3 separate regions of the Homo sapiens genome follow, and regions 1 and 2 are each linked to region 3. A link is a contact called in ENCODE Hi-C or POLR2A ChIA-PET data. All regions are on one chromosome and are shown on one strand. Each heading gives the region's core, a stretch centred on a gene start or an enhancer-like site at or near the end of the contact. The rest is flanking DNA. Distances are from core to core; before and after follow the strand shown.

Region 1 (2,700 bases), core at 56-2,555, 520 kb after region 3:
TTTTATTTCGAAAACCCTATGAGCTGAGTAGTATTGTTCTCATTTAACTTTACATTTAGACAAACATAAATTTAGACATATATCAGCCTGGGTGATCTAGAGGTTTTTTTGTTTGCTTGTTTGTTTTTTTGAGACGGAGTTTCACTCTTGTCGCCCAGGCTGGAGTGCATTAGCGCGATCTCAGCTCACTGCAACCTCCGCCTCCCGGGTTCAAGTGATTCTCTTGTCTCACCCTGCCGAGTGGCTGGAATTACAGGCGCCTGCCACCATGTCTGGCTAATCTTTTGTATTTGTTTTAGTCGAGACAGGGTTTCACCATTTTTGCCAGGCTGGTCTCGAACTCCTGACCTCGTGATCCACCCGCCTCGGCCTCCCAAAGTGCTGGGATTACAGGCGTGAGCCACCACGCCCGGCCTAGAGTTTTTAATAACCAAATTTCTGACCCTCACATCTGAGGCACTGAGCATGGAAGAGTTGGAAAGAAGAGGGAGGGAAACTTATTTTTCTGTATCTGTTCTTGCACCACTACCTTCTTTTCTCAATAGTTGTTGTGTTACAGAAAAAGGGTCCCGATCCAGACCCCAAGGGAGGGTTCTTGGCTCTCCCGCAAGAAAGAATTCAGGGCGAGTCCGCAGTGCAAAGTAAAAGCAGGTTTATTAAGAAAGTTAAGTAGTGAAAGTACAGCTACTCCATAGACAGAGTAGGGTGTTCCTGAAACGCGGAGGAAAGTGTCCACCCTAGATACATACCTGTAAGTATGGGGAGATGTGCTCTGCTACAAGGGTCTGTGATAAAGGATTAATTTTCTTATTATATTTTGTAAGAATCGATATTATTATCTTTAAAGCAAAATTTGGAATGCCTTTGTTCTCCAGATATGGGGACATCTAGACACTCCCAAGTCTGGGTCTGTTTAGTAAACATTATTAATTTGTTCCCTTAACCATAAACATCTAGAGGCTAGGAATGCCTGACTTTCTGGGAATGCAGCCCAGCAAAAGTCCCGGCCTCGTTTTCCTAGCCCTCACTCAAAATGGAGTCGCTCTGGTTCGAATGCCTCTCACAGAAATCCCGCTAAAATGTACCTCCCTCGGTTGCGGTGAGCCGTGATCGTGCCACTGCACTCCAGCCTGGGAGATAGAGTGAGAACTCCGTCTCAAAAAAAAAAAAAAAAAATACCTCCTTCTTCTCTCAAAACTCTCCAATGGCTTCCACCCTGGGTCATCAACATGGCCTGGAAGAGCCGTACTCTGGATACCCGAGGGCGCGGCCCCAGCGCCGCGACGCCCCGCCCCTCTGGCTGCTCCGCTCTGGGATGCACTTCCGACGCCCTCTAGGCTTGGGAGTTCCGCGCCTCTCGGTGTCGCCTGGGGGGCGTGCTCCGGTTGGCGCACTGATTCCCAGTTGGGTAGGGGAGGCTTGACTGAGCTCCCACCCGGAATTTCACCTTAGACCTTTAAAGACCTTGCTCCGGCCTCCCGCGCCAGCGCTAACACCTAGTCCTCTTTAGTGGAGTTCCGGCGGAAGGGGATGGCGGGCACCCGACGGTGGTCTCCTCCCAGATGGCGAATTTCCGCGGCTTCTTCATCTTTTAGCTCCCAGGGAGCCCTCTGGCCCCAGCATGAAGCCCATGGAGCCCTTTTCAAAATTGTATTTTTAAAAGCTTTTAAAAAATACACAGGATTTTAAAGAAAGCCAATTGTACTACAAAACAGTTTTCAAACGATTAAAATAATTTCATAGAGTAATGTGTGCTTCTCATTAATGCATTAAATATTAAACATCAAGACCCGTCTTATGACTGCTGTAATTTTCAAACAGTTGTCTTGGGTATTTGTAACAACTGTATTGTGATACAAAAATATGTGATTTTTCTTTTCTTTTTTTTTAGACAGAGTCTCCCTCTGTCGCCTAGGCTGGAGTGCAGTGGCGTGGTCTCTGCTCACTGCAAGCTCCGCCTCCCGGGTTCACGCCATTCTCCTGCCTCAGCCTCCCGAGTAGCTGGGACTACAGGTGCCCGCCACCAATTTTGTTTTTGTATTTTTAGTAGAGACGGGGTTTCACCGTATTAGCCAGGATGGTCTTGATCTCCTGACCTGGTGATCCGCCCGCCTCGGCCTCCCAAAGTGCTGGAATTACAGGCATGAGCCACCACCCCCGGCCAAAAATATGTGATTTTTCTTGATGACAGAGTCGTAGTTACTTCTCTTTCAATTGTGGTTTGTTACCTGTATTAGTAAGTGAAAGATATGTTAAATTTCAGTTAGAATAGACTAGAATCAGAAATAATCAGAATGCAGTGTGTGTGTTAAGAGTAAGGAATAGTTCATGCAACTTTTGTTTCTGTTACATATGTATGACTGAATTACGATGTAAACTAAACTAAATTGTAGGTCACCACCAAAAAAATGAAAGCTACTGCCACTAGGCCCAAGTTCTGGGTGAAGAACCACGTCTGTTTACCTGGGCAACCCCATGGATCAGGAAAGCAGGGGATCAGAAAGGAGCACGCTAATAGAGAAAAGAGGGAGCCTGTGCATTTTTGTTGCTTTTCAAGAAAGAGTTTAACCTTTAACAACTTGTAGCCATTGTTATTGCAACTTTTACTCCTATTGCAGATGAAAAGCTTTGTGCGCTGTGGCTCCCTTTCCAAAAGGCCCATCTATTTTCTAAACAGCTCCTAGGTTATGAGACCTATGG
Region 2 (2,700 bases), core at 88-2,587, 850 kb before region 3:
AGTGTAGTCAGCCCCTTCCTGGACATCTCAGCTCCATCTGGCACAGTCGATGATGTCCTCCTTTTAAAAACACTCTCCCCTTCGGCTTCATGAAACATTCCCTCATTCCCCAAATTCCACAAAACACCAAACCCTTTCCCCTTGAAGCAGACACACTGCCCTAGTCCAAGCCCACATAGCTCTCGTCTGAACCACAGCAGGAATGTCCCAACTGAGCTTCCTGTGTCTCCTCTCACCACCCTGCCCTCCAGCCCACTTGCCACATCACAGCCAAATGAGCTTTATTTAAAATATCAGATTTGATCATATCTCTCTTTAAACTCTTAATGATTTCCAACTTCCATAAGGATAAAGTCCAAAATCCTTAGCGTGGCCTGCCATAAGCATCCTGGTCTGATCTGTGCCTGCCTCTCTAGACTCAGGTCAAATCACCCTCCCCAGCCCTCTCTCCATTCTGGCCGGTGTGATCTTCTTATGGTAAAAAAAAAAAAAAAAAAAAAAAATATTGCATGGACTTTCTCATTTCAGCTGTTCTCTCAGCTTGGAGTGGTCCCCCTCCTCATCTTTGCCTGGCTAACTCCTACTCACTACTCAGATTTCAACTTAAATGCCACTTCATCTAGAAATCTGATTCCCAAGGAATTGGTTAAAGCCCAATATGATCATACAGCTTGTATAGCACTGTAGTTCTTCTTAACAGTCAGCACACCAATTATTACTTATCCAAGGTTTACCTTTACCCCTAGACATGACTGAATGAGAGCAGGGGCCATGCCTGTCTTGTTCATTGCAATGTCCCCAACACCTGGCATGGTGCATATTTTTAATGAATTAAGAAATGAATGAATATACTGAATGCATTAAGAACAATTAAGAGGGACACCTAAACCAGTCTGTAACAGGAAAATGAAGGCCAAGCATTTTCCAAATCTATAATACTATGATTTCTGGAGGAAGAATGCATAGAAAGAGCCAGATGCTTGTAAAGGACAGGTGTATTTACAGAAACAGCAAAGGTGTGTAGAAGGGTTTTAAAAGAATGATTGTTATTCTGAAGTGCTGTAAAATACAGCAGGATCTATGGTGTGAACAAAATCTAATAACTCTGGCCAGTAGCATGTTCTGAGAGAACATATGTTATAGTAGATGAATTTATGTTGCATATGTTTAGCTAAGTAAAGGATACTTACACAATCACTTCTAGAATGAGTCATCTGGAATTAGCTCATGCCCATAAATCAACACAACCCAGGCCTGAAAGAATCAAGGCCTTATACATGCAAGAATTTGACATTTAAAACAAAAAAAAAAGCAGCATTAGCAATCCATAAAAAATGTTAAATCATAAATGTCTAGAGCTGTAAGGAACCTTATATTATCCAGCTCAACCCCGCTACACCTCCTATCATTCTCATCCCAGGGGTGTGTAATATGGGAAGCTGAGGCCCTAGGAGGTTAAGTCACTTTCCTCTGGTTACATGTCTACTTTGTGGCTAAACTGGTCGTAGAAACTGGGTCAGCTGGGCACAGTGGCTCATGCCTGTAATCCTAGTACTTGGGAGTCCAAGGCGGGCAGATCACGAGGTCAGGAGTTTGAGACCAGCCTGGCCAATGTGTGGAAACCCATCTCTACTGAAAATACAAAAATTAGGCAGGTGTGGTGGGGTGCGCCTGTAGTCCCAGCTACTTGGGAGGCTGAGGCAGAAGAATCACTTGAACCCAGGAGGCAGAGGTTGCAGTGAGCCGAGATCTCACCACTGCACTCCAGCTTGGGTAACAGAGTGAGACTCCGTCTCAAAAAAAAAAAAAAAAAAGAAAGAAAGAAAAAAGAAAACAGGTCTGTATTTCAATGCCTCCTAATTATCTGTAACTTTTGATTCTGTAAACTTCAATAAGACTACTCCAAACCATGGCCTGAAGGTGGTTTTCTGGAAACCCTTACCTTCCTCCAGTCTTGATACCGATTCACTATATAGCATATCCTGCGTGAAGAGAAGCCTGTGGGTGCTGCTAACCTCAACACCTACCCCGTACCACCCACACTGCCGAGGGGCTTAGGAGTTCCTAATGGCAGTAACTGAAACACTTTGAGTAACTCCTTTAAATGATGTCCTGTTCTGTGGCATTAAGTAACATCGCTCTCATCTGTCCTTTGTGATTTCTCAGTCTCCCTGCTGTCGTATTTGGGAAATATAAATATTTGGGAATAAACAAACAATGTAAATAAATGTTTGGGAAACTTCTTGTGTTATAGAACATTATAGAAAATATACATATTTGTTTTCATCTATCTATATAGATATATAGATATATATATCTTCTGCATCATGATATTCAAATAATGCATTTTAGTCAGCCCCTTCCTGGACATCTGAGCTCGTTTGGCACAGTCGATGATGTTCTCCTTCACAGTTAGTTCCTGGTTCATAACTCCCACATCCCTTGTTACAGTCTTTCGTTATAATGCTGGGTGTGTTAGGTCTCAGGGGCAGGCCTCAGGAAATAATCTCTTTCCTGCATTCCTTTTACCTGACCCAAGGCAGGATTCTAATGTTCCCTGTCTTTCTGATTGTGGGTCTTAAGAGTCTCCCCGATGAGGGCCTCGCCTCATACCCTGGGGGAAGGAATGCTGATGTCACGAAGTTTCCATAAAAATCCAAGAGGACTGGGTTCAGGGAGCTTCTAGATAGCTGAACACAT
Region 3 (2,700 bases), core at 157-2,656:
TTATTCAACTGCCTATTCACTATATCCTCCTGTCAGGAGAAGCTTGTTAGCAAAGTAACCAGAAAACAAAGTTGATTTTTTTTGCTGAAGTAGCCATCAATATATTTGTTACTAAATCAAAGATGCTGAATATTTGGCTGACTTCTAAAAATCTGGTCACCTAACTTTGACACTTCCTAGGTCGTACAGTTTGAAACTTTCACAATTAAATCAGTTTTGGAATTTACAATTTAAGGCAGGAATAGAAGACTATTGGGTTGACAGGTACAGTGAAGATGCAAGTCATCTGAGAATCTTACATCAGAGGGGGCTTCCATCTTATAGCTGCTGCCACGGACCTCGGAGTCAGAAGAAATTTGAGTCCTTATTTATAAAACAGACTCCCTTAGTCTACTAAGTGGGAATTTACGAACTGCGTAGGCAGCCTGCTTAGGGGAGCCTCCAGCCTGAGGACTGAAAATAGCAAAGCAGCTTTAACCGCCAGTCCTACTCCAGAGAAGGGGGAGGTGACGTCACTCAGCAGGACGCCAAGCTCAACTAGAAATGGAAGTAAAGGCTTCTGGCGCTACCGGCAGGGGGCGGTTAAGGACGGCAGGTGTTACCAGGGAAGCTAAAAGTACAGCTTTTGCTGACGTTAAGTCAGATACGCCTGGGAAAACAGACCTGACACCCATTTTAATCCACCTACTCAGTTCCAGGCAGCTAGCATCTTAGGCTCTCGTACAAATAACGCACAACTCGTTTTTAAAACTAAAAAGCTGAGCTACTCATTTATCGGACTCGCGCTGCACGTTAAGTTGCTTGACATGTCAAAACTATAGCATTGAAGTTTATAGCTCACTTATCTCGGAGACCTCGTTTACTTAGCTGATTTCTGCTTTAGCAGCCACTCAGACCAAACAACCTGGTCTCTCCCAACTGGTTTATAATAGTTCTACATACTAGGCAGAATAGCCGAGTAAAGCCATTGAGATGTTACCATCCGAAAGAATACAATCACAGCTCTTTCTGAGAGGGAGTGGGCGGCCCTGAAAAGGGCCATTGGAAGAAAACTGACGAAAAGATTAACCGCCGAAGCCGTACAGAGTGCGTCCTTGACGCTTGAGCGCGTAAACCACATCCATGGCAGTGACAGTCTTGCGCTTGGCGTGCTCCGTGTAGGTCACGGCGTCCCGGATCACGTTCTCCAGAAACACCTTGAGAACGCCACGAGTCTCCTCATAAATCAAACCGGAAATTCGCTTAACCCCACCACGCCTAGCAAGGCGCCGAATGGCCGGTTTGGTGATGCCTTGGATGTTATCCCGCAGCACTTTTCGGTGACGCTTGGCACCTCCCTTACCCAAACCTTTACCGCCTTTGCCGCGACCAGACATGTCTAACCAGCTGACAACAAAAACCAGGTACGCGAAAAGAAAGCAAGCCACGAGCATTTATACACGAACATCGGACCTTATTGAGAACTGAAAGCGGGAGCGAGGATAAGGAGGCGTTGCTGCCTCACTTTTTGCTCCGCCCCTCGAGGGGCAGTGACCTAAGGACTGCGAGGGAGAACACAATAGTTTCACTTTTTAATCCCTTTAGTTTTTCCCTCCCGTTTACGACACTACTATTTGAATCTGAATTTATACCCTCGACTGAGAATTTTAATAAGGGCTTATATTAAGGGCTTTCACTAATATGCCGGAGTGGTAAACTTTTTAAGTCTTTCAAGTGCTTGAAGACATATTGACTATTCAAAGGTACTTAAAAGAGCAGGCGTGAAAAGATCACTCTGGCCTTATGTTTTCTTGAAAGCTGACCTGTTTCTTAGAAGCAGTAGGTGAAATTCTCATATGAAAGATGTTCTCACTGTAGTTTAAAAAAAGCAACATTCTTCTCAAGGATAGGAGGCTGAGGCCAAGAGAATTCTGTACAAACCTTGCACTAGCCCTTGCTGGGCGCTTCTCTACACAGTTATATATTCTAGCCTAAATCCCTTTGCTTTAGCGCATTTTTACATTTTACTAATTGTCCAATTCATTATATAAGTAGCTAACTGCTTTTTTTGGGCTTTCATTACCTTATGAGAGCACCTGTGTCACGTAAAACCTGTGTTAAATAAATGCATATACCTTTCTCCTGTTAATCCATTTTACATTAATTTAATTTGCTGGTCCAGCCAGAGCCCTAAGAGGATGGGAGTGGAGTTTTGCTATCCTTCACACTGTACTGTCTCATTCAGAAGAGGGTGATAGCTCATTGCAACCGTGCCTTCATCTGTAAATCGGGTTATGATGATACTCAGGGGACTTTTAATTAGCTAATGTGAACGAGGCATGAGAAGAGACTGTGGAAAAGAAATAAATATTACATAATATGGTTTAATTTTAGATGTTACTACTTAAAAAAATCTGCTCAGAGTTGGGATATTGTCCTGAACTCTCATTTTCGTGTTTTTACTCCCAACACTATATTGCTAGCAGCAACTATGTATGTATTAGTAAGGATTGTTTTTTTAAAATCACAGCCTGTAATAACGTACAAGGTGTTGACAGATTCCGTTTAGCTTTTCATATGTGACATGTTAAAATTGTCCGAAAATATTCCTTTGTTCTCTTTTCCAAGGTGCAATACAATAGCAGCATTCGTGCTTTCCTATAGCCAAGTCTGGAGTGTAGTTCAACTCTCCATACACGCTTCTCACTGTTGTTTTAAATT

What was found. A loop is a pair of places that touch in the nucleus more often than their neighbours do. ChIA-PET counts read pairs that join two places held with the same protein, here RNA polymerase II (POLR2A). Pooled maps may share reads with other maps.
Region 1: a loop to region 3 is called in a map of ascending aorta, with 2.8 times the contacts of the local background. The contact joins the enhancer-like site here to the promoter of H4C2 in region 3. A Hi-C loop is called at or near these places in 4 of 168 maps with a recorded cell type or tissue (B cell, ascending aorta, endothelial cell of umbilical vein and 1 more) and 10 of 50 pooled maps. POLR2A ChIA-PET finds 5 or more read pairs at or near these places in 4 of 52 experiments (K562, activated CD4-positive, alpha-beta T cell, activated T-cell and 1 more).
Region 2: POLR2A ChIA-PET joins it to region 3 with 6 read pairs in endothelial cell of umbilical vein. The contact joins the enhancer-like site here to the promoter of H4C2 in region 3. POLR2A ChIA-PET finds 5 or more read pairs at or near these places in 3 of 52 experiments (IMR-90, PC-9 and endothelial cell of umbilical vein).

Annotation. Positions count from the first base shown.
Region 1 is chr6:26,549,311-26,552,010 of GRCh38, forward strand. No RefSeq gene overlaps it. Among named protein-coding and RNA genes, the nearest start is that of TRA-CGC1-1, 2.8 kb to the right of the region's middle. RefSeq lists enhancers at 1-780, 1,040-1,574, 1,559-1,608. Within about 2 kb of position 1,306, at least 11 of the 41 ENCODE cell types and tissues checked have a DNase peak (open chromatin) inside an H3K27ac peak, as active enhancers do; they include B cell and ascending aorta, where a contact is called at or near this core.
Region 2 is chr6:25,172,859-25,175,558 of GRCh38, forward strand. No RefSeq gene overlaps it. Among named protein-coding and RNA genes, the nearest start is that of CARMIL1, 110 kb to the right of the region's middle. RefSeq lists an enhancer at 1,875-2,375. Within about 2 kb of position 1,338, at least 13 of the 41 ENCODE cell types and tissues checked have a DNase peak (open chromatin) inside an H3K27ac peak, as active enhancers do; they include PC-9 and endothelial cell of umbilical vein, where a contact is called at or near this core.
Region 3 is chr6:26,025,877-26,028,576 of GRCh38, forward strand. It overlaps H4C2 (H4 clustered histone 2), which reads right to left and starts at 1,407. Exons shown (of 1, transcript NM_003544.3): 1 at 1,020-1,407. The coding sequence starts at 1,376. The coding sequence ends at 1,065. RefSeq lists enhancers at 1,020-1,069, 1,100-1,159, 1,180-1,499, 1,476-2,061, 2,062-2,646 and 2 more.